Regions from separate parts of the Mus musculus genome. Here regions 1, 3, 4 and 5 are each linked to region 2. Evidence: chromatin loops called from intact Hi-C (ENCODE). Cell type or tissue: left cerebral cortex. All regions are shown on one strand. Region 1 has its middle 35 kb from the start of 5330413P13Rik. Region 2 holds the start of Adra1d (adrenergic receptor, alpha 1d). Region 3 has its middle 30 kb from the start of Gm30986. Region 4 has its middle 73 kb from the start of Gm30986. Region 5 holds the start of Prnd (prion like protein doppel).

Region 1 (5,000 bases), 250 kb before region 2:
TGGACTAAGGGATTGCATTTTAAACCTTGGTGCTGGGTGTGTGAGGGTGCAGCTCACTACTGTTCACCCTCTTCTGTAATTTTAACCATCATGCACGGGCACTGTTACACATTTGCACACCCAGCACAAATCTCTTTCAAAAGGCTTTCAGGTCTCAAATCTATGCTCCATGCTCTGGAACCTTGCTCTTGCCTGACTGTTGGACTTGAAGCCCATGAGGGAAGTGGATGGCTGTGCCTAGCACACATAACCAGCAGGCTTTAGCTCTTCCATTTGTGTGGGCTGCTTACTGGGTAAATGGAAAGATCAGCTGGCTCTCTGAAAAACCGCATGCAAGGGTGTTAGCTGGAACAGTTGTACCTGAGGCCTGTCTGTCTGTCTGGGGGAGGTGAAGCAGAATCACGTCCCATATCCGTTTCAGCTTTTCTTCTAAAGCCTTTAACCACAGCACGTTGGTAGAAGTAACTATAGTCACCCTGTGTCTATAGCACATCGAGTTTAACAAAACGATGTCTTTAAGCATCGTTCATTTAAGGCACTGGGTGTAAACAAGGTAGATGTTGGCCTGCGCCACAGCTGAGTCCAGGAGAAGCTGCATAAAGACAGAACACTTATGGACTCAGCACTTTCCTCCCATGGACTCACACCATAATCTCAGATTCTTTTTTTCCCCATTGACAGCCTTTCAGTGAAGGGTGAAAAGAGCCGATAATGTTTTAGCTACAGAAATCTCCTGACGTCGCTAATGAACTCTTTTCAATTGCTTTAGGCTCACTTCTAATGGAAATCTTTCTTGATATATGTATTTATAGCCCTATTCACCAAGACCCGTCCACCAAACCCTTCCACGCACATATAATTATCCATCTAATTACTGTTACATGGTGTTGTTATCAGCCAGGCTCTGCTGCGCTGCACAGGATGAAGAACACATAAAAGCACGGCCATGAGTAAAGCTCTCACTGTGTTTCTGCAAGCCTGGGAGCTGGGCAGAAAAGACCGTGACTTCTCCTTTGCCACAGGGATGCCTTGTTTCTGTTTGGCCGTGCACTTGGGGACGTCGACGGTTGATGTCCAGAAATTTCAGGAAAGGAAAGGGTGGGCTGTTTTTGGCAAAATGAATTGTTCCTGTCAGTTAGGGCTGCTGGATAACAGATTTCTGCATGGCCGAGAGCAGGAGATCTGAAGTTGTCAATCCAGGCAAGGGGTGAGTGAGATGTGGTGAGCTCCTGCTCTTTTTTTCAGGGATAGACCTTGGGAAGGAGGCTGGGTTCAGAGTAGAAACTCGGTGCCCTGTGGACAAGGTGTTCAGACACCTTAAATAGCCAGATAACTACTGATGGTGCCCATGGCTTCTTAGACACATTCCCAACTGTCCAGCCCTCTGCCTTGGGTGGACTTCCCTCACAAGTTCCCCCAACTACCTGGCATGGCTTAAGCCAGGGGAGCTGTGATAATTCACTATATGCCAACTTGATGGGTGTGCTAGGCATTTGGTCTCACACTGTTCTAGGTGTTTCTATGATGGAACCTGGATGAGGTAAACATCTAAATAGATCAAATAAATCAAACTGCCCTACTAATGTGGGTGGACACCATCAAATTAGTTGTGCATAGAAATTGTGACCTTCATTGAGGTAATAGGAGAGTCCTACTGCCTGATGGCTTTCAGGCTTAGATATCCCAAGCCTTTTCTTGCCTTGGCACTTCATTGGAAATGAAGTAGTAGTAGTTCTTCTGGTCGAGTCTCCTGCCCTTGGGATTGGAACCGCCCCTTTGGATCTCCTAGTCTTTAGTTTGTATTGGGAAGATGGCGTGAATCTGTTCAGTTACAGATATGGAGAAAATGAATCCGTTTTACTCCACAAAGTAGAATTCAAGAGTGTGTGTGTGTGTGTGTGGGGGGGTGGTAAGGGACAATCAGGAGGAGCGCTGGGGACAGAGAGCTGATAGCAACTTGGAAAAAAGCGGGTACATGAAGAACTCAGTCTAGTTTGGACCTCAGACGGACTGCAGTAGGCACGACTTCTGCGGATACCCTTCTTTCTCACACTCCAGCCTCTCTGTTGTGGGCTAAGCCAAGAGTGAACCTACGGATCCCATCCAGGATGCTCGCGCTTTGTGGGAGGAGGATCAGATGCCGCCGCTAGGCGGCGCTCCGACCACGGGTACCAACTGCATAGTGCAAAATGTTCTCAAAGTCCTGTCTAAGGCAGAGCCTGTCAGCTCCGCCTGTTCCCAGTCCTCCTACCCATCGCTGCTCTTCCTGCCTAAGTGGAGGTGTGGTGTTGGAATCTAGATCGCGTGGAACCTTAGGACAGGGCATATCTTTTTACCCTGTTGGAAACCTGGCTGAGGGATTGGTCCTGTTGGATTCCTGAGAGCTAGCAAATATAGACAAAGTTCTCTGTTTGGGTTATACTCTCCCCGCAAGCCCACTTGACAGTGGCCTCCTCCACAGAAAGGCTTACCCACGAGTAGACCCTCTGCACCTCCGCAGATTTTCCCATCTGTCTTGGGAAAACACCGGGTAGAAAACACCAGAGCCCCTGTGGATCAGTGATAGTTTCTCTCCAGACGAACTTTAGAGTCCACGGGCATACAAGAAAGGTAATTAAGGAATCCCTATATTCAGGCCAAAGCTGGCTGCACAAGTAAGTCTGTGTAATGTTGAGTGTTGCGCAGAGCTAGAAACTTAATAGATGAAGAAGGAAAAGGGGAAGGGGCGGGGCAACTAGTGTTCCATACTTCGGTACAGGAAATAATCCTAGCTAGGATCACCCTAGTAATCACCTATAATCCAATCAAAATCAAACGAACTGAGCTGAGTCCAAAGAATCAACCAAATGGTAATTTTGAATGGCAATCAGCTTCTTTAAACAGTGAAGGGCTCCATTCTTCCACGTTCAAAACTATGAAGTTACGGAGTTTGTGGTGTAATATGGAGGGCAAAGAGCAGTAACCTGGAGGCACTGATCTGCCCTTGCCCATATGACCCAGACCGGACAGTTTACCCTCTTACACCCAGGACACTTCCTCCCATCAGAGAGCAAGAGAGCATTTATATCAAGAACGAAGAGTCGAAGAATCGTTGACTGTTTGCCCATTGCATCCGTAGAAACAGGAAATGCCCAGGCAACTCAGTAGCTCCTGAACTGAATCAATCACAGTTGAGTCAGCACTGTTGAGAACATAGCGCCTCTCAAAACCTAAATCTGTCCAGTGCTCCATCAGCAGCCAATGCTGTGCTTTAAATTTAAACAGGAAAGGCAGTGTTTGGGGTCTTTGGGGTTGCTATAACAAAACACCACAACTGTGTAGAACTATAAACAACACACATTCTCTCAATTCTTGAGGCTGGGAGGTCCAAGATGGAGGAAATGGCAGATTCACTGACTGGTTTGAAGGGCTGGCTTGCTGGCTCATAGTCAGGACCTTCTCAGGGTCTGTTCACTTGGTGAAAAAGGCTAAATATCTTGATGGCTTCCCTTTTCTACAGCATTAACACCAGTCAGGAGGACTTTTACCTCCCAACTCCCCTCACAGTTCAAAACTTAACACAAAAAATGTAGGTGTGTGTGTAAGCACAAATGTTTAGGATACACACAGCAGACACTCTCATTAGAACAAGCAAAGTCTAAAGCTCAAAGCATTTTTATTTCTGCTTGAAGATTTTAAGATTCTGTACATTTTTAAAGATTAGCAATTATAAAAAGCTTATTCTCAGATATAACAGAATAAAGCTAGAAACCAATGTAAAAAATATCTGGATAAATTCCCCTGAATATCTATAAATTAGACGATATATTTGTTTGTTTTGAGACAGGGTTTCTCTGTGCAGTCCTGGCTGTCCTGGAACTCACTCTGTAGACCAGGCTGGCCTCAAACTCAGAAATCTGCCTGCCTCTACCTCCCAAGTGCTGGGATTGAAGGCATGCGCCACCACTGCCTGGCAATATATTTCTTTATAACATACAATGAGGAAAAACAGGCTAAAGATGAATTAAAGATTACTTTGAAAAAGTTAAATGCTCAGATACAATCTATTGAAACACATAGGCTGCAGCAATCTCAGTGACTAGAATTTGTAGCAGTGTAGTGTAGTGCAGTGTAGTGTAGTGTAGTGCAGTGCAGTGCAGTGCAGTGCAGTGCAGTGCAGTGTAGTGTAGTGCAGTGTATTGGTGTATACCCTAGAAAGGAAGATGTGGATCCCATCAGCATGGGAGCCTTTAGAAAGAAGAGAAATTTAAATCTAAAGCAAGACAACCCCCCCCCAATCAAACCAAGCAAAAAGCAACAACAACAACAACAATAAAACCAAACACAAGTGAATAGAAAAAAAATCGATAAAGTTCGTGTCTAGCCTGCTAACTATGGAAAAAAAAACCCACCCAAATTGCCAATATCCAAGATAAAAGAGGGGTCATTGTTAGTGATGCCTGGATGTTGTACAAATTACTGAGGACCACTGTGGACACCATCATGTCCACAAATTTGATAACTTGGACGAATGGACCACATACTTAAAGGATATTATAAAAACCCATTTAAGACAAATTGAAGAACATAATATCCCTGTTCCTGTCAAAGGACTGAGTGAAGATCCTGTGCATTTTAATAAAGATCTTATTTAGTTTCGAAAAAGACCTCACATAGATGCGGCTGGGTACACCATCACTAAGTAGCTGAGCCTGACCCTGATCCTTCTGACTCTACCTCCCAAGCATGAGGCCAGCAAACCCAGCCATAAATAGCTTAGAAATCAGATGTTTTCATGAGTTGAGAAGGGGAGTGGGTGTGGTGGCTCACACCTCTTTAATCCCAGTGGAGGCAGAGGCAGATGGATCTCCATGAGTTCAAAGACAGCCTGATACATAGAGTGAGCTCCAGGCCAGTGGGTACGAAATCCTGGGACCTCCTCTCAAAACAAAACAAGAGTTGAGAAAGAAGGAAAGTTCCTTAAAGGCAGGTTTCTTTTAATGTTTCTATTTGGAAATGTT
Region 2 (5,000 bases):
ACAAGGAAACAACAACGGCCACCTGCAACATACCCAGAGGCACAAACTGACAACTTGCTGATGCTAATAAATACTGACACCTGAAAATGTATCAAATCATATCAGAAACCCCAGACTCACAAGCTTATCAATAAAACTAGATGTAACTCACCTGGGACTATAAAAGAAAGCACACCTAAGACTGAAAGGAAGCAAGCATGCTGATTAGTCACCCTGCCACTCAGCACAAGCCTCATCCAAGAAAACTGTGCAGTACAGGACTCCTGCCTCTGTCCCTGGGCTCCAGCTCCAGAGAACTTTCTCCTGCCCATGACATTCAGCCAGCAAGCCAAACCTCAAATGGCCTGCCATTGGCTCTGAATTGTACAACCTGCACCCACACCTGTAAGTAAGGCTTCTTTTCTGAGTCCCTCCATACATTCTCTTACAACTGTAGTAACTCTCTGCCTCCAGCTTCAGGACAGCTTCTCTGAACCCTGAGGCCTTGTTAACCCTTTCATAGACATTCTGCAGCATGATTATATAAAAAGCAAAAAATGGGACCTGAGAATTAATACTAGTAATTAAGATTGGAATCCAACAACCAGTGATTTGGGGCTTATGAAATAGCTCTGTGGGTAAAGTGCTTTCTGTGTAAACATGAGGACTTGGGTTGGGATCTCCAGTAGCTTCAGAAAATCAGGTGTAGTGTGGTGTGTCCTGAGACCCTAGCCATGGAGTAGCAGAGACATGTGGAGTTTAGAGCTGGCCAGCTTGTCTAGATGATCAGCAGGCTCCAGGTTCAGTGAGAGACCCTGTCTCAAAAAGTAAACTGGAGGCTGTAGAGATGGATCAGCAGTTAAGTGCACTGGTTTGATTTTCAGGACCCACATGTTGGCCTACAACCATCAGTAACTCCAATTCCAAGATATCCAATACCCTCTCCTGACCTCTCTGGGCACTGAATACCCATATAAATAACCCACAGCAAAATACCCATATACATAAAATTAAAATACATTTAATAAAACAAGTTTAAAATAAATAAAATGGAGAAGCTATTAATAAAGTCATCCCAATATCAATCTCTGGCCTCTCACACATACATACACCCATATGTGTGCACACGCGTACAACACACACACACACACACACACACACACATGAGAGAGACAGAGACAGAGAGAGAGAGAGGAGAGAGAGAGAGAGAGAGGAGAGAGAGAGAGAGAGAGAGAGAGAGGGAGAGAGGGAGGGAGAGGGAGAGAGAGAGAGAGAGAGAGAGAGAGAGAGAGAGAGAGAGAGAGAGAGAGAATAAGGAAAGAGAAAGAGAGAGAGAGAACCAGAGACTGGCAATGACCAGTTATCAAGCAAAATCAGCATTATTCAGCAAATTTCAGTCAAGTAAGCTAACATAGCTTGTGATTTTACTGATTATTCCACAAGCCCTGACATATAGAAAGACAAACATGTCTGTTTCTGACATAACATGAACTTCGTCTTCCATCTCAAAGGAAGTCCCTTCTGCTGAACCACAAAGCAGGTTCTCCAGGATCAGGGAGCCAGCGCTATGCCCATGAGCCTCCAGGAGCTCACAGTGCTTTGAGAACCAGTGGGGAGACTTGCAAGGAGGGCCCAGAGGGTCAGACTTAGATTGCCCCAATCCAGCCAACACTTCTCTAAGATGCTGGTTTGAAGTCTTGCTTTGAAGCCAGAATCCCACTGCTTTATTCTGTTCTATTCCAATTCCATTTGCCCTCAGCTGTAAAGAAGGCAATGGTCCCAGAGAGTTGCTGAAGACCCTACAGTAAGAATTGCTGAAGACCCTACAGTAAGACAATTCCAGTATTCACTCCCCAGGTACAAGCTCCTATCAGAATATCTGCCTTAGGAAGGCAGTGTGTGTATAAGTCATACTTTGCCTGCCAAGGGCTCAGCTCTTGTGGATCGAGTTCAGTGAATGGTCTGCAGGATGGGAGAAGAAGAAAGCTCATGTCACAACACAACTGAGGCTTTCATTGCTTCTACCATCCCACCATCTGCAACAAGGAATAAACCAGGCACCAAGGACATGCACATGACATTTTCAGAGCATCCTCCCGCATCTCTATGGCCTCGCTTCCATAAGCCAAGTCAAGGAAAGGAAGAAATGATGAAGAATGAAAGGTAGTGTTTTGAAGATGTATTTGTGCCTGCACTTGTGTGTGTGTGTGCTCGCGCACATCATGTGTGTGCCTACATGAGTTTATGTGCACCATGTAAGTACAGTTGCCTGAGGAGGCCAGTTTATGTGCACCATGTAAGTACAGTTGCCTGGGGTGGTCCAGTGGCATTGTGTCTCTCCCTATTGGTCCTCCTCCCTCCCTTCTCTTTCCCTTGCGTCCCTGCTTCCTAGCACAGCCCCGTCCCCTCTCCCCTCTGTTCTTCGTGTTCAGGCTTTACCCCACTATTCTCCACTCTTCTGAGAAGTATGGGCACTACTTTGGTGGCGCTGCTAACACAGTGAATCTTACTCTCGTTTTCACATGTGGGGAACCGAGGCACAAGACGCCGGAGCCTGAATGGTGGAGGCAAGCTACTCTGCTCCCTCCCTGTTAAGCACCCTGCAGTAACCTTTCCCACCCTCCAGAACGTGACCTTTTCTGCCCAGAGGGAGTCCCGAGTACTTCGAGTAGCAACAGGAAGATTTATTCTGACTTCTGATGCAGAGTAGAGTTGCAGGGCCAAAGTTGGTATTATTCAGAGTACGGGCAAAGTCCTAGGGCTGTGACCACACCATCTGGTCTCACGCCAGTCACGCCCATCTTCAACCCGCGCCCAAGCATCTTGACCCCTTCAGGGCTGTCTCAATGCCACCATCGCACCATAGTGGGTTTTGAGATCTTGGGCTGGCCAGTTGCCCTAGAAAAAAGAGGAGGGGCATCAAACCGCATCCAGACGTTCTCAAGTGGCAGCGTTTTTTTTAAATCATCCAGCCCTGAACCCACAGATCCTGGGCTCTTGCTGCTCTCTGGCGGCAGAAGCCGGGAGCCCGGAGTCCCGGGGAATCGCACCTTGTATGCTCCGCTAGGGCAAGGGCAAGCAGAGAGTGACCGCAAGTCCAGAGAGAGGAAGGGAGGCAGCGAGGAGCGCTGGGGCAAAAGCCGGGGTGCAGGAGAGCTGAGGAAAGGAGGATAAGGGGACAGCTAGGGCAGAGGACGGTCGTGAGCACCGGCGAGGACCCCCGCAGCCGCTGGACGCGCGGAGCCCCTTCGCTGGCTCGCGCCGGCCGCCCCCTCCTCCCTCCCCGCCGCCCCTCCTCCGTCCCGCCCCCGCGCAGAGTCCCCTGCGCTGCAGAGGCCGCCGCCTGCACTGACGCTCCCGGAGGAGCCACCGCTCGCCAGGACACGCTTGGAGAGGGGAGCAGGGAGCAGGGAGCCGGCCCCGGCCCTTGTTTTCTTGTGACTCTGCAGCCACCGCCAGAGCCCGTTCCCGTTGGGACCTTCACGGCCTGGTGACCTCCGCCCCGCTCTCCCTGCAGCACCGCTCCCCTGCGGCCCCTCTGCCGCGGGAACTTGGGCAGGACCGACGGGACCGGCGCGCGGGGCTGGCTCGGGCGCTGCGGCGATGCCCGCGGGCTCCCTCCCCGCCACTTGCTCGCCCTGTGCCTGGGCTCGGGCCCCGACGGCTGCGCCGTGAGATGACTTTCCGCGACATCCTGAGCGTCACTTTCGAAGGACCCCGGGCGAGCAGTAGCACTGGGGGCTCCGGCGCGGGCGGCGGAGCTGGCACGGTTGGCCCCGAGGGTCCGGCGGTGGGCGGCGTGCCGGGTGCCACAGGCGGTAGCGCTGTGGTGGGAACCGGCAGCGGCGAGGACAACCAGAGCTCCACGGCAGAAGCGGGGGCCGCGGCAAGCGGCGAGGTGAATGGCTCGGCGGCCGTCGGGGGGCTAGTGGTGAGTGCTCAGGGCGTGGGAGTGGGTGTCTTCCTAGCCGCCTTCATCCTCACCGCTGTGGCGGGCAACCTTCTCGTCATCCTCTCCGTGGCCTGCAACCGCCACTTGCAGACGGTCACCAACTATTTCATCGTGAACCTAGCAGTGGCTGACCTGCTACTGAGTGCAGCTGTGTTGCCCTTCTCAGCCACTATGGAGGTTCTAGGCTTCTGGGCCTTCGGCCGGACCTTCTGCGACGTATGGGCCGCGGTGGACGTGCTATGCTGCACTGCCTCCATCCTTAGCCTCTGCACCATCTCTGTGGACCGGTACGTGGGTGTGCGCCACTCGCTCAAGTATCCAGCCATTATGACAGAACGCAAGGCCGCTGCCATTCTGGCTCTGCTCTGGGCGGTGGCCTTGGTGGTATCTGTGGGACCGCTACTAGGTTGGAAGGAACCAGTGCCCCCGGATGAGCGTTTCTGCGGCATCACCGAGGAGGTGGGCTATGCGATCTTCTCTTCCGTATGCTCCTTCTACCTCCCCATGGCAGTGATCGTGGTCATGTACTGCCGCGTGTATGTGGTCGCGCGCAGCACCACGCGCAGCCTCGAGGCGGGCATCAAGAGGGAGCCGGGCAAGGCCTCTGAGGTGGTTCTGAGGATCCACTGTCGCGGCGCAGCCACTAGCGCCAAAGGAAATCCAGGGACACAGAGTAGCAAGGGGCACACCTTGCGCAGCTCGCTCTCCGTAAGGCTGCTCAAGTTTTCCCGCGAGAAAAAGGCTGCCAAGACCCTAGCCATCGTCGTGGGTGTCTTCGTCCTGTGCTGGTTCCCCTTTTTCTTCGTCCTGCCTCTGGGTGAGTGATTCCCTCACTTTAGACCCTTCCCCTCTGGGCGGTCCTTACCTGGAAAGCTTAGATGACCCACAACCTAACTGTGGAAGTTTATCAACTTCCTGTTCTCTTACTAGAGAGAGAGAGAGCGCGCCCGAGGGGTTCTTGATACTAATGTGTTTTCCCTTAAACAGGCTTCTCACTCTTTCTTACCCTTTGTAGATGTTACAAACCTCGGTCTTGCTTTAGTTCCTTGGAAATCTGAGCAAACATCAA
Region 3 (5,000 bases), 210 kb before region 2:
AAATCATGACTTTTGTTGTTGCTGATTGGGTGGAGAAATGTTTCTAATTTTGTGATCCAAGTCCTCACTTCATGTGTGATAAAACTCCACATGTTCTCCCTGTGGAGTGTATCAGTAGGCATCAATCCAATGTGTAGAAACACTGATATTCTAAGGAGGTTTGAATCTGGTCTCTGGGAAGTCCAAGTTTGAGGCTCCTCCCTTGATGTTCTGTCAATGGATGTCAATGGATTCTTTGCCCATCTACTCAGTGGCAACACAGAGGCACACATTGGTGGAGAACTCACAGAGGAGAGTCTGCAAGCCAAAGAGAGTCCTGCTTGCCACAGTAACCTAACCCCCAAAAGACAACGCCCTTGGAAGACAGTCCAGGGTTGGCAAGATGGCTCATCTGTGAAAGTCACTTACCCCCAAGCCTGTGACCTGCCTTTGCTCCTGCTTGAATTCCTGTCCTGGCTATCAATGATGGACCATGATGTGGAAGAGTAGACCAAGCCCAAGAACACCCCCAAGCTGATTTTGATCACTGTTTTATCACCACAAGAGGGAAGCAAACTAATACAATATTGGTCGTATGGAAGTTTTTCCTTTATTCTTTCCTTAAGATAGGGATTTGGATGTGGTCTAGGATGGCTGCAAGCCCACAATTCTTCTACCTTCAGCTTCCACATTCTGAGAGTACAGACCCACCCCACTATACTGTCTAGTGGCTCTAATTTCCGTGTGTATGCGCGAGTGTGTGTGTGTGTGTGTGTTTAGTAACCCCCACAGTGTCCTAAAATGGCTGTACTAATTTATATTCCCCTCACAGTGCATACTGGTTCCTTTGCCCACTCCCCTGTTCTTGCCAACTTCTGTTATTTTTTGTTTTATTGCGTAGTTGTTTCAGCTGTGGTGACATTCACTCCCAGTGTAGTTTTGATTGGCATTTTCTTGATGGTTAAAGATTTTGAGCATTTTAAGTGTACTTTGTGGGTTATATGTCTGTCTTTGAGAACTGTCACTTGCTCCTGTTTAAGAATCACATGACTTAGTCACAGTTTAATATTTGTAGTCACTGCCTTCCTTCCTTCAGTTGCTTTATTGTTTTTAAACAATGTTTTTACTAATTCATGTTTGAAGCGGTGTGGTCAGATATCAAATGGCTATAATTTCATGCACTCATTTCTGGGGTTTTACTTTGTTCCATTGACCTACATGTCTGTTTTTTGTGCCAGTGCCATGTTATTTTTACTATAATAGCTTTTTAAAATTAAATTTATTTAATTATTCACTTTACAACCTAATATAAGCCTTTCCTTTCCTCCTGGTACTCCCTCAATAAGTCCTCCCCCCATTCTCCTCCCAGCCCCCACGCTGCACATCGAGCTGCTGAGGGAGGGACTGGGCACAGCCTCACCCACAGAGGACCGACAAGGCTGTCCATTTAGGTGTGGGGGATCCACAGGCAGGCAGGTCGGCAACAGGCTCAGGGACAGTCTCTGCTCCAGTTGTTTGGGGGCCCTGCATCAAGACCAAGCTGTCATCTGCTAAATATGTGAAAGGGTCCTAGGTCCAGCCCATGTTCGCTCTTCGGTTGGTGATTCAGTCCCTGGGAGCCCCCAAGGGTCCAAGTTAGTTGACTTCCTGTGGAGTCTTTGTCCTCTTCTGGCCCCTCAATCTTTAGCTCAGATGTTTATTATCAATACCATTAAGCCCCAAACAGGTCTCCTAATGATCTGCAACTTTAACCCAGCGGTTCTCCATCTGAAAGTGTGGGTCTGAGTATTCACACAGTTTCTGCCACTGAAGGGAGCCCTAAAGCATCCCTAGATCCCCGTTCTTACTGCTCCAGGGCGCCTATAAGCTGCTTGCTAGATTATTAGTATGCATTAAATCTTGGTTGCCTCCTAAGATCGCTGGTTTTGCAGTGGCTGTTCCTAGGTTCCTGTGATGCAAGCCTTGCCCACTCAAGAAAAGCCTAGGGAAAATCTGGGAAGGAGAAACAATTCCTTCTTGGCAGTACAGTCCCGATACCTCTAGGGGGCACTGTTGATCCCAGTTGTAGAATCATGAATGCACCAAATCCTTGTGCACCTTTGAGAAAACTCCAGTGCCAGGACAGCCCTGGATGCCAACACACAGCCACTCTGCAGTCAGCCATCTTGTGTTGTTGGATCCTAGCGGCACTTCATCCTTAAATACAAAGCAGTAAAAGTGTGGGAACTGCAATACGGGAACTACATGAGTCACTCCTATCGTGAGTTAATTTCTTGTCCTCCTCGCTAGAAGGTCAAATCCCAGTGTGCTTGGAGCTGGGTGCAACACTCCAAGTAGTTGCATGTGCATAAGGGATACATTGCTTGGTCTTTGGAGGTCCTTAGTGAAGGCCACCGGGCAGTTGGCTGGGTGGCCTTTTCCCTGTCCCCCTAACTGTGAGGTTAGGGGATAAAGAAAACACACGTTCCACAGTGTCTTTAGGGTTACATTAAGAGTAATGTGCTTTCTTCCATGTTTGACACAATGGGGCATTATGAGTGTTCAGAAGCTTGCATGAGTCTGCCTGAGTACCGTGATACTAACTACAATTCTGAAAGCCCGGACTTCCGGTGTAGCCCGTTTCCCGTTCCGGCAGATTCCAGCTTTAATGCTCTTAGTGGCTTTTACGAGCTATTCCCCACTTAGGCTGCTTCTCCTCTCCTAACCCCACAATCTGTGAACCCAGACAGTGAAAGGCTGAGCTTTGAAGGAAAGCCTTCCCGTGATGTGTGAGACACTACCTCCTCTTCTAGCATTAACGATCTAAGGCAGGGGACTCAAATGGAGCATACTGAGGACTTGGGAAAGAACTTGGGAAGTGAATGGACTTAGGAAAAAAAATATATCTTCATTTTCATGAACTTATGGTTTAAGTTTGGCTCCATTATAAAAATGTCAGTTAAAGCCAGTCATAGTGGTCTATGTCTATAATCTCAGCACGTGTGAGGCCGAGGAAACAGGAGGCTAGCCTGAGATACATAGTATCACAACAACAAATAACCAAGGACTTGGCTACAGCTCAGTGGTCGAGTGCTGGCTGAACCCGAGCAGGGCCCTGGGCTGGCTCTCCAGCGCCACACAGGGACATTCTGAGTGTGTTCTAATGAAGTTAGCTATGACTGAGACTTGGTCATCCATAGAATCCATGCATATTTTCATGTCACGTGCCAGTCATCAGTTATACTCCCTATGACTTCAGACTCACATAATTTAGACACACCAGTGGGTTTTGTAGTTAATGAGGAACCACAGAGAGGGTGGCCCATGACCTGGCACTCAACCGTGAGTGACCACAGGTTGTGGTCAGGTGAGTACTGGCACTAGACTGAAACATTGTTAGCGATTTAACAGAACAGTTTAACATCGTTTGAATGAGGTAATAAACAAACTGATACTTGTGTTTCATCTTTTTCTTTCATGTTTTTCATCTCATAAGAGATGTCAGTCTGAGATGGGTGGGAAACATAAATCGGACCTTCCCCACAGACTGAAAACAACCCACTTAATGAGGAGGACAAGAAGTGAACTTTAAAAATGCATTTGATAACTGTACTTTGACATGGTTAGATCCTTTGTATCGATACAGTATTTCCTGTGACAGAGGCAGTCAGTTTCACAGAGTGCCAGAAGCCAGGGTGTAGAGAGTTCAGTATTAATTCCAACACTGTTCTCTGTTACCTGTGCATTGCCAGGCCGGTCCCAAATCCATTCCTAGATATAATGACTGCTTTGAATCAATTTTGAGGATCAAGATCATTGTTTCCTTCTTTCACTTAAAAACATCTCTATTTTGGGACTCCAATCTTCCTTCCTAAGAGCACAGACTCCCATATTCATGTTTAGAGTTGGAATGCCAACGAGTTCCACGGTCCACAGGTTGTTGGCATTTTCTGGCTAAACTCCTAATCCTTATCCCTGAACCGCTGAAGCGAGTTGGGTGTCCACGAGGGTGATTTCCATTGTAAGATCAGAAAGTTATGAATTGAGCACACCGAGGAAGCACAGGATTTCTCATCTTTGTTGCTAGGCTTTTGTAGCCAGTGTCTCCATTTGTTTTATCTTCATGTTTCCATCAGGCTGGAAAGTTCTTATCTGATTTTGCTTGAAATCCAACTTTTCCATTAGAGGCCTTAATGTACTGCACACTGTCATGTCAGATTCTGTCTGATAGCTTTAATATTTGTGTCATGTCTAATAATGCTTCTTGGTAGTGTGCTTTTTCTTCTTGCCTTTTGTATGCATCATAAAAAGATGTGCATATTTTGTAAGCAATATTGTTAAAGTAAAAGGTCAGATAGCCAAGAAAAAGAAATACAGGTCTGCTTTGTCCAAGCAGGAGTTCAGGGGCGCCCAGTGTCCTTGCTCTTAGATCTCCTATCTTGTCTGAGTGCTGGATCAGAGGCACAGTCTTCTGCCACATCTCCTACCTATGATGAAGACATGGCTCACCTGTTCTAGTTTCATTCTGTTGCTGTAATATGACACTCTGACCAAAAGCAAATGGGGAGGAAAGGGTTTCTTTCATCTTACACTTCCAGGCCACAGTCCATCACTGAGGGAAGCTAGCAGGAACTCAAGGCAGGAACCTGAAAACAGGAATCGCATCACAGCCAAGGAAGCAGGAAAGGAACCATGGAGAACGACACTTGCCAGCTGATCCACTTGCTCATGTTTAGCTGCACACACTTCAACCATGACCCCATAAATTAATTGTGTTAGTGTTTCAAAGGTTTGGTTTTGTTTTGCTTTGTTTTGTTTGAATCAGGCTTTCTCTGTTTTAGCTCTGGCTGTCCTGGGCTCACTCTGTAGACCAGGCTGGATTCAATCTTACAGAGATCTGTCTGCCTTTGCCTCTGGAGTGCTGAGATTAAAGGTGTGTGCCACTACCTTCCGGAATGTTACAGAGTTCTTACACTGCCAAGTAATGCTTGCGAATCTGAAGAAAGAAACAGTACAGTGGACAATCTCATCTGCCTGTTATC
Region 4 (5,000 bases), 100 kb before region 2:
GCAGGTAGACATGGTGCTGGAGTTAGAGCTGAGAGTTCTATCTTGACCCACTGGCAGCAGGAAGAGAATGCCACTGAGCCTGGACTTGAGCTTCTGTGACCTCAAAGCCCACCTCCTAGAGATGCACTTTCTCCAGCAAGACCACACCTCCTAATGGTGCCACTCCTTATGGTTCAAGTATTCATGCACATGAGTCTTTGGGGGCCATACCTATTCGAACCCCCACAGATCTGTATAATAAAAACTTAAAGACATTGAAGAAAGAACTTGAAGATATCAGAAGATGGAATCATCTTCCATGATCATGAATCATTAGGATTAATACTATGAAAATAGCCATCCTATCAAAAGCAATATACAGATTCAATGAAGTCCTCATCAAAATTCCAGCACAATTTTTCACAGATGGGAAACAATGATCAGAATATGCTACATAAAAATATTTTCAATATAATACAGCTATTATTTTTCAGCTCAATAGCTAGCTCAGTCCATATCCTTTAAGTTAGAAACATCTTAAAGTATGGTACCATGTTGCCTAGCATCCTCGTACTGTAACAAAGACCTAAGAGAATCCCCTTACTGAAGGGCTTGTTTTCAGCACCATTTTAGGGGGGTTGCCCATGATTAATGGCCCTATGGCTTTGGCACAATGTGTGGCAGAACAAAAACATTTTCCCGTGGTCTGGAAGCAGATGAGAAAAGGGGGAGTGAGGCCACACTATCCACAGAGACATGAGGACAGAGACACAGCTGCAGGCCACCGCCCCTGGCAGACAGAGAAATCCCTTTAACACCTTCAGAGATCTCAGTTCAGGCCAGAGCCAGATTCATGGATCTGACACTGAAAAGAATTTCAGGACCACCAGGTACAAGAAAGCAGATCGAAGATGTATGAGATGTTAATGATAGTGAGAGAGAGAAAGGCATGCAAGTCAAGAAAAGGGGTACCCCAGAGCATCAACGTGGTCTCCTCATAGCCTCACAGAGAATTAGGTAGGCCCAAGTATGGGCATAGACTTGGGAAAGGAGGGTTGCAGAGAATGAGACACACCAAGTGTGTGTCTGAGCTGCTCAAATGAGAATCACAATTAATAGTTTACAGAGCATTAGCCACATATACCATTTTAGTGGCTCTCAAGTTATAGCTCAGCAGGTTGCTAAGAAACTCTCCCCCTCTCTTTTGATAGGTGAGATTGTGGGATGACTCCAGAGGTGCCTCCCATAGAATTATAATCTGACCAAGTAACAACCAAAAGCCATGAGTCTCACCTTTCACTCTAACTGGCATTTCGGGTGGTTCCTAGAAAAGTGCATGTTTATGCCTAGGAAGGCAGAGAGACCTCCACTTCACTGCTGGTGAGAAGCTTCCACCAGACTCCAAGCTAAGAGACTGCCTCGCCTTCTCATCTCCCCAGTTTTCTGCCTTTACATCCTAAGTCACCTTCAGGGGTGCACCTGCTGACCTACAAACTTCCTCACATGCTTCGCCTCCTAGAACAGTGGCCTCAACCTGTGAGCTGCAGCCCCTTTAGGGGTCACATGACCCTTTCACAGGTGGCACCTAAACAGAAAACATCAGATATTTACATCATGATTCATAGCAGTAGCAAAATTACAGTTACAGTAGCAATGAAATAATTTTGTGGTTTGAGGTCACCACAACATGGGGAACTATATTAAAGGATCACAGCATTAGGAAGGCTGAGAGACACTAACCTAGAGGGTTACCCACCTCTCCGCAGCTCCAAACAAAGGTCCATTCCTGTAGCAAACTCTAGCAAGCACTTACAGGCAAACAAAGCAACAGATTAAAGAAAATTAAATGTCAATGATATCTTCAAGAAGCCAGAAGGCAGAGCCTTGAAGGTCTTATCATTGAGAAGTTATGGATGCCTAAAGTAAGGATGACTGCTTGATTTGATCATCTTCACAATATACACATGTGCCAAAATATCACAGCGCTTCCCATAAACATGGCTAATAATTGTATTAAACATGGGTAATCATTGCATGTGACCCAAAAATAAAATTTAAAACTAAGAGTAGACATAAATCTCCTGGTTTCATCTGCCCACACACCAGGTTTCTGGTGGTTTACCCTCAGCCTCCTTTAGCTCTTTGAGGGGGAAGCCCTGCCATTCCTTGATGTGGAACTCTCCAGGTCCTGTGGACTTAAGAAGTCTTCTCTGGCCTCTCCGCTCTTTCTCATCCCTCTGTTGCTGGAACCTTTGTCTCCTCCATTTTCCCTTCTTCTCAATTCCTATGCTTGTGACAGTTTTAAGAACATTTGGGAGACTCAGTTAGGTAATAAAATATCTACAGTCTCCTCTTGTGGTGATTTTAAAAAGGAAAGGATTCAGGAAGCAGCTAACCTGAGTGTGGATAGTTCCCCCTAAGAACAGACAGATGGCACCTGGGCTCACTTATAAAAAGGAAGATATTTTAGTTACTTGAAAGCAGAGGGGAAAAAAAATAAAGCCACGATTTTCTTGCCCTATATAGGATATAATTGTTTCCTCGGTGCAGTGGGTTGTGGCAATATGTGGGCAGTGAGTCACACAAAGGCCACTGTCTCAACTTCTTTGTAACTTCTTTAGGTGTTTTTTTTTTTTTTTCAGCTGTTATCAAATCCTAAGTTTCAAAAAGAAATGTCGATCCAAAAGGAAGAATTCACAGTTATAAAGCTGTTTCATGCCACATGAGCATTTCAGGTGCCCCCCAAAAGTGGGGCCAACAGCTTCTGTGCCTCCTGCCCTCCCCCAGTGAGTGCCCCAGGTTCACTTATTACTTTCATTCAAGCAAGGGCTATGGAGACTGTGGCACGATAACTGAATCTCAAAATGCATATGGGAGGATTCTGCAGGTCTCCAGTAGGCAAAAGATCATTAGGGTGGGTCTATCTGCCAGTCCCCGCCCTATTGAAAAGTGCAGGTCAGGGAACCTGCCTTCCAAGGGCTATGAGCTCCAGAGATCCTGGAAGGGCATTTGGAAGTCACAACTCAATTGACAGAAAGCTGCATTTTGTAACCACTTGCAGATAACCTTGGGTAGGACATGGGCTCCCCTTCATTGCATCTTGACACAAACATAAAGCCATAAGTAGGTGGACACTTCTGTCTCCCTCTTCCCACCAGCCCCGTGTCTGGGATATTGTAGGCCACACCACAGCTCTCCTGCCTTTCACTAACTGCTTTCCACCCTGTCTTTCCAGAATCCATCTTGTCAAAGAGCTTGTATCTTTTGGCCACAGTTCTGAACAGAACTTTAATGCAGCTTTATAGCAACATTATAATTATCTCAGAAACTACTTAATAGTTGTCATTTTGATCAAAGGGAAACCAAGAGAAAGACATCAATCAATACTAAGTTGGTGGCTAGCAGAGAATCAATAAGGCCTGACTCACGGTGCCTTGTTCTGAGTTCAGAATACCTTACAGGTTCTGTTCATCTGGGCAAGCACTGCTCATGCCTGCTTTTAATAGTTTGTACATCCCTTGGGGTGATGACCAACCCAAAATTTGTTCAAGGTGTCTTAGGGTTTTACTGCTGTGAACAGACACCATGACAAAAAAAAAAACAACAACAACAACAACAACAAAAAAAACAACAACAACAACAAAACAAAACAAAACAAAAAAAAACCCTCTTATAAGGACAACATTTAATTGGGATGACTTAGGGATTCAGTCCATTATCATCAAGGCAGGAACATGGCAGCATCCAGGCAGGCATGGTGTAGGAGTACCTGAGAGTTCTACATCTTCATCTGAAGGTCACTAGGAAAAGACTGGCTTCGAGGCATCTAGGATGAGAGTCTTAAAGCCCTCTACACTTCCTCTAACAAGACCACACCTACTCCAACAAACCACACCCCCTAATAGTGCCACTCCGTGGGCCAAACATATTCAAACCACCACACAGGGACAGAACCTGACATGGAGCTCCTTGTGTCTCCATCAGCAGTCAGTCTATTTCTATTCAGCCTGTGTCTCAGAGACACCATCAGAGTCTCAGACACTGCCAGTTTTGAGTCCCAGGGTAATACAGGGGCATAATTTGCTATGGCCACACCTGGACAGGGAGCACAGCTGTGCAGCTCAGCAAAATGGCCATCTTCTTCCTCAGATTGGCTCACAAGAGCCCATCAGGAATGGGCCTGTGCACTGCAGGTATTCCATCAGAAAAGAGGCAGACAGAGGAATCATTTACCCCCTCCCCTGCTTTGGGCTCCCCCATCCCCTAACAGGCAATGCCAAATTCATGCACTGTAAGTCAGCTCATCAGGTCCTCAGGTTAAACTGTGGTAGAATCCCTGGGATCTTTTACAAGTAGACATCACTCTCATAACAAATGCACCTGAACAATGGACAAGAAAAACTGCCTGGGACTACCCGCCAGTCCCCACCCTCATGAAAAATACAACTCAGGGATCCTGCCATCCCAGGGCTGTGGGAAATGAATCCCTAGCCTCTAGAATAGTCACAGGGTCACATGGAGACAGATACTAGAACAAAGGGTTGGTCCTAAAAATCCTTGGCACATAACTCATAAGCCCAGAGTCTGTCATCATTGACAGCCAGTACCTTAGGATTTGAGCACACTGGTTTCTAAAGCAGCACACACTCTTTCTCATCTACCTCCCACCTCCATTTCTGGACCCCCTGCTCTGTGCACTCTTTCTTTAAATAGTCTCTTTTGCAGAAGCTTTTGAGGAGGGAAGGGAGGTGGATGTAGACAGTACAAGGCAGGTTTAGAGCGACTGCATTTCGACAGAGCCAGAGTGGCCACCCACAGCTCTGCTCTAAGCTGGGAGTTGAGCCACAGAGAGCAGCAGTGGGGAGAGTTGATGGCTTCTACTGAGATCCTGAGTATAATTATCTGCTTCTCAGCATCATCACCAGCTGCTCTCTCAGCTTCAGCCACTTCCAAAGTGTGGTCGGGACAAAGTTGGTTTTACCATGCTTTTCAGACATGCACAAGTAACCAGAAGGTTTATT
Region 5 (5,000 bases), 390 kb before region 2:
AAGGAATCCTCAGATCATAATGATGTCTATTGCACAGGCTGCAGTGGGTCAACTCACTGACAGCTTGCTTTCTTTGTTTTGGCCAGGGGTTACTCCTCTTGGTCTGATTTTGGTTGTCTGGGACAGAGCTGCTGATCATGCATAGGAACACAGATGCATAAGGAAGGCAGCTTTCTCTTGTGTTTCCCAGTCTTTCAAGTTAATGATCCCTGGGAGGCAAGAGTTGGAATCAAATGGCCTGACCTAGTCTTTCTTACTTTCTAGTGCCCTGAGTTGGCACCGTTCCAGACCAGATCTGCTCCCAGAAACTGGCTGCTGATTCTGAAACCAGGGAGAGAAGGAGGCTAAATTGGAGGAGAAAAGGAGAGTGGACATGCAGTCAGGGGTCCCAGTCTCTTACATCACTGTCAAAACGTGCTGTTAGGAACTTTCCCAGTTTCACCCAGGGACAATGTACCCTCTGCTCATTCTAATAGCATATTAAATGTCAGCCCGTATACTATGTAAAACCTTTTTGTGGTATGACCTAATTCTCACAAGGAGAAAATACTTTTGTCCAATCTTTGTAGCTTGTCCTGGGATTCAGAGATATCAAAGTAATTTGCCCTAAGCTGCATGTATTAGGTGGCCAATTCGAATTCAACATTGATTCTGAGAGCACACACCAATAACTGAGTTGCATTGACTGTGAGGAGTTCAGGGGCAGGTGTTGCTAATGGTGTGTGTTGCTGGGGGCATGATGGCTCCTTAGCTAATAGAAATCAGGGCTGTTGAGGGATTTCCAGAGAGGTTAAAGCAGTGGTTCTCAACCTGTGGGTCATGGTGCCTTTGGGGGGGGGTCACATATCAAAGGTCCTGCATATTTTATATTATATTACAATTCATGACAGTAGCAAAATTACAGTTATGAAACAGCAAAGAAATAACTTTATCGTTGGGGTCACCACAACATGAAGAACTGTATTAAAGGGTCACGGTATCAGGAATATTGAGAACCACTGCATTAGCACAAAGGGATGTCATTGAGACTTGGAAGACTGTCAAGGTTATCTACCCCAGGGTCCAAAGAGCTGCCAGTCTCCGGGGATCTGCCCCACTCCCCTTCATTACCATTCTAGCAGCTGTGGCATCTTGTTCCTGAAGCTACAGTGGCCACTGTGGAAATCCACCCTGATCTGAAGGCCAGCATCAGAGTGTTCCAACACCAGGGTCGTTGTCTGTGTTGACCAGGGACATAGAGAGAGTCCTACAGCATAATGGGTCAGGGCTGTCACCTAGATGAAGATTTACTATGGGTCCCTGGGATATCAGAGTAGGCATGCCTCTGTCACTCATTGTAACAACCTCAGACAGGCTCAATGCTCATGTTAGACTGTTTAGCTCTGGGGGGCAACACTGGTGTTTATCTTAAAAAGAAAAAAAAAAAACAAAAACAAAGGAAGACCCAAGCTCTTCCAGTCTAAGAACATACCCCGTCATGTATGTAGGACGCACAGGGGCCTCTCTGCCCCATCCTTGTGAGCCCTGCCTGTCTCAGTCCTCCAGTGGGTAAAGCACAAAGCTTCTAACTCCTCTCACCCCAATGAACTCAAACCAACTTTCTCCCAAAGAAGTTCAAGTACAAAGTAAATATTCATTGGTCTTCCGAATAAGCACCGTGGTGTCAGACTACCTTGTGGTAGTAGAAATCTTAAATAAGAGTAATAGCATAAAAGACATTTAAGAGTGAGCCCTGACCCCCCCCCCCCCAACCATTTTTTTTTTTTTTTAATGAAAACACAGGTTTCTTGAGACAGGACTTAGTTTCATAGGCAAGGGCTTAAAAGCAGCAACAAAATTCCCACCAGTTAGCCCCAAAGTACCTACCATTTCCCAGTAGCATCAGAGCATAGGAATACTGAGGCAGCTAGGAATGAATGAGCGGGCGCTCCTAGCATCCCTCCCTGCCTGGGACAGGAGGGGGTGGGGCTGGAAGGGAAGTCACAAGCCACTGCTTGGTCTGGGAAATCCCCGCCACATACCTCGGTTCTCTGCTACTGTGGCCTCTGAAGCTTGGAGCCCTCACTTCTCCGGAACACCTTCCCTCGGCCACCACTCAGCTATATAGGCGCTGCAGGGGGAGGGGGCCTCTCTACCGAGCTCCAGCCCTCCAAATAGGGTAGCCCTTCCCTCCACAGCAGGACCAATCAAGGGCTCCTGCATCACTCCTCCACCCTGGAAGGTTGGAGCCTCTTGTTACTCTTCACTGATAAAACCACGTGAAGATCTCGATGTTAAGACCGGCCTGGGAAGAACTACAGCCTGGGCAGCTTCCAGTGCCCACAGCCAAGGGGGCTGAAGGAAGCCTTGCTGGGTACATCTGTTGTCCTGCCCCTTAAGACCAGTCGCCAGTGACAAGGGGCCTCTTTCAGGCAACCTCATGGGAAGGGACAATTTAGAAGGACTGCCATTTGTCTGGACCCCCACCCCCATCCACCATGCCATGTTGCTGGAGCCCCCAAAAGTGGAAAAGTCACCACTTTCTCCTGGGTATGTGGGAAAAGCAGGACTGAGTGAGGAGGGAGACAAACTTGAGTGCCCGGGACTTTGGGCTTTTTTGGGGTCCCTAGGGATACTTGAGGTCAAGGTGAGCCCTAAGGCCAATAGGTTACAGATCTGTCTATATACACAGATGACGGCAGTAAAAATGTATTCCTCGAGGGCCTTCCCTACTGCGCAGGTGCAGTGGGGAGGGGAGCCAGAATCATGCCCCCGGCCCCATGGCAGGAAGCTCACAGGTACCTGTGACTGTCCCAAGGCCTTAAACACAGGGACTTTCTGGAGTGTTCCTCTTGTGATCACTACTGGAAGATGAAGTTAAAAGTGAGTTCTAGAGGTAAGGATAGGTAAGATTGTCTCAAAACAGAATGCAGCCTTTGTCTTCAACGGAACTAAATGAAGCTGCCTTTCCTGTAATGGGCAGCAGATGGCACCAGAAAAATCTACAACGAATTTTCAGCCTGAAGGTGGACTCGCCAGCTAGCTACCCCAACAGAACTAAGAGCTATTGAAGTTGTGTTGAGGACTTCTAGCTGTGCCCCCACCTCACTGCCACCTTTTTGCCTTTGTTTGTTTGTTTGTTTTATTTTAAAGGTTGATTTATTTCCTCTCTTAGAAAGATGTTTGCATTTTTTTGTAGACTTACAGACTTTCTGTGCATGTGAACAGACATGGCACAAAGACCGCCATTGTGAGGATTATTTGCAAATTAATTCAGAGAAAAACAAAATAAAACAAAAATTAAAAATGTCTAACGTTTTACTACTCGAAGACAATAATCTGTGAAATTTTGTTGGTTATATACACGCTTAAGGACATAATTAGGGTTTGCTGCATGCAGAACTGGAAAGGACCCAGAATCTTCTAGTTTAGCAACTCTGTACTAACCGTGACACAGGCTCAGACAGGTTCAAGGCCACTTAGCCTAGAGGCAATGCGTTCTGGGGCCTCATTCCTCCGTACTGCATCTATGAACCATCCCTGCTACCGCCCGCCTCCCTTGGCTTTCCAGTCCTTTTCTGAGTAGGGCTTTGACAGAGGGTGATGGGAAGCAGCGCCCAAACTGAAGACACTGCAGATTCCTCTTGATTATTAACAAAGGGCTGTTCTCAGAGGCACCAGGAAGGGTAGAAGACAGAGCATGCTGGAGAATAAAGAGGAATTCTAGAAGCTCAGGTGCTAACAAGACAAATTAGAATGTGAACCAGATGCAGAGTCTGCACATCTGGCCCTGCCTCACACATGGCCTCCCAGACCTGCCTCAAAGGACGTTGAAGAGGGAGGCTTCTGTACAGGAGCAGGGAGATCATAGCCAAGGGCATTGTCTCCCTGCCCAGACAATGGCAGGAAGGCTACCTAGGTGTAATGGACCATCCCTGGGATGTGGGTGTTCCGGGATCCCACGGGCTCTGGTACACATCTTGTGAATGTACAAATATTAGAAATTCAAGTATGTTGAGAAGTGACAAGAAAAAGGGGTAACTCCGGTATGCACAAGTGGGTCTTTATTTGATAAAGTCTTCCATTTGATTAGATCTTCGGTTAGTTAAGAACACTTAAAAATAAATAAAGCGACCATCAAGACCCAACCTCCGACATGAAATAAACTCTCCTTCAAAAGCTTCCTGTGTGAGATCACTCTCTGCATTGTGCCAAGGAGGAGAATAGAATGGCTTAGCCCCTCCTCTCGTCCCCTCTAGAGTTCAATTAATTAATCTTATTTCCATGCTGCTCTCAACCATTCAGACCCCCCAAGCTTCTCCGACCTCATAAGGATCACATTCCACCATGGATCTCAGCAAAGATACTGAGGTCCCTGGCCTCTGCTGAGCCAGCCCTCTCTCAAGCCTCCTGTGACTCCAGCCCTATGCAGCTCGGTGAACTAAGCATCTACCACCACCCTCTCATATGCAACTCCCCAATAATACCTGTCCCTCCTGTATCTGTCAGCTCCTGACATTTGGGGGGGACCCCACTGGGCAATGACTAAGTGTCCTGGTTGCTCACAATCCATCGGATCCTGGTTTTCCATGATTTTGCTTCAGGTCATGCAGCCTTTCTTTAGAGGAGAGCTGGGCAGCCATATTAGCCAGTTTTCCTGTTTCCACCGTGCTCAGTGGGTCCCATCTGCTTCCTTGGCCTCACAAACCAGGCTGTGATGCTATTGCTGCTTCTTTAAAAGTCCTTCCAGCTCAAGTGGCTTGGATGCTGAGCATCCCTGATTGCCAGGTGTTCAGTACTGGGTCGTTATTAAGGTCCCACCTAGGCTGGATGTGGATTTTCCCCTTCCTGTTTATGAAAGGTCAGTCTGCAAGGGTATCCATTATCTTCTTCACCTCACTCTTCTCCTCCTTATTATCCAACTCTTCTCAGGCTAACCGGCTCTGGATCTGAGGAAGGACTCTTTAGCATGCATCTAATTTGCATTCTTTTGCCATTGTCACAGTTGACAATGACAATTG

The links. A loop is a pair of places that touch in the nucleus more often than their neighbours do. Peaks named below come from ENCODE experiments on the same cell type or tissue, not always from the same donor. Only the 100,000 strongest peaks of a DNase experiment are listed, where the experiment ranks them.
Region 1: it touches region 2 in a loop (8-fold over the local background); 19 of 42 quality-filtered maps call a loop at or near these places.
Region 3: it touches region 2 in a loop (10-fold over the local background); 15 of 42 quality-filtered maps call a loop at or near these places.
Region 4: it touches region 2 in a loop (8-fold over the local background); 8 of 42 quality-filtered maps call a loop at or near these places.
Region 5: it touches region 2 in a loop (6-fold over the local background); 13 of 42 quality-filtered maps call a loop at or near these places.

What each region holds. Positions count from the first base shown.
Region 1 is chr2:131,810,102-131,815,101 of GRCm38, reverse strand. No RefSeq gene overlaps it. Among named protein-coding and RNA genes, the nearest start is that of 5330413P13Rik, 35 kb to the left of the region's middle. In left cerebral cortex, a CTCF peak has its summit at 2,162; DNase peaks (open chromatin) are centred at 267 and 2,172.
Region 2 is chr2:131,560,824-131,565,823 of GRCm38, reverse strand. It overlaps Adra1d (adrenergic receptor, alpha 1d), which reads left to right and starts at 3,327. Exons shown (of 2, transcript NM_013460.5): 1 at 3,327-4,748. The coding sequence starts at 3,656. Gm14285 (a long non-coding RNA gene) reads right to left here and starts at 4,048. Exons shown (of 3, transcript XR_374988.3): 1 at 3,964-4,048; 2 at 3,030-3,135; 3 at 1,371-2,877. In left cerebral cortex, a CTCF peak has its summit at 2,994; DNase peaks (open chromatin) are centred at 3,411, 3,923, 4,272, 4,500 and 1 more place; H3K4me3 peaks cover 2,492 bases; H3K27ac peaks cover 2,426 bases.
Region 3 is chr2:131,768,108-131,773,107 of GRCm38, reverse strand. No RefSeq gene overlaps it. Among named protein-coding and RNA genes, the nearest start is that of Gm30986, 30 kb to the right of the region's middle. In left cerebral cortex, CTCF peaks have their summits at 530 (motif pointing right) and 2,018 (motif pointing right); DNase peaks (open chromatin) are centred at 52, 540, 795 and 2,040; H3K27ac peaks cover 6 bases.
Region 4 is chr2:131,664,583-131,669,582 of GRCm38, reverse strand. No RefSeq gene overlaps it. Among named protein-coding and RNA genes, the nearest start is that of Gm30986, 73 kb to the left of the region's middle. In left cerebral cortex, no CTCF peak of the experiment used is centred here; DNase peaks (open chromatin) are centred at 2,451 and 4,816; H3K27ac peaks cover 3,005 bases.
Region 5 is chr2:131,947,937-131,952,936 of GRCm38, reverse strand. All of the region lies in intron 3 of Prn (prion protein readthrough transcript), which reads right to left. Prnd (prion like protein doppel) reads right to left here and starts at 2,076. Exons shown (of 2, transcript NM_023043.3): 1 at 2,022-2,076. In left cerebral cortex, a CTCF peak has its summit at 2,955 (motif pointing right); a DNase peak (open chromatin) is centred at 2,972.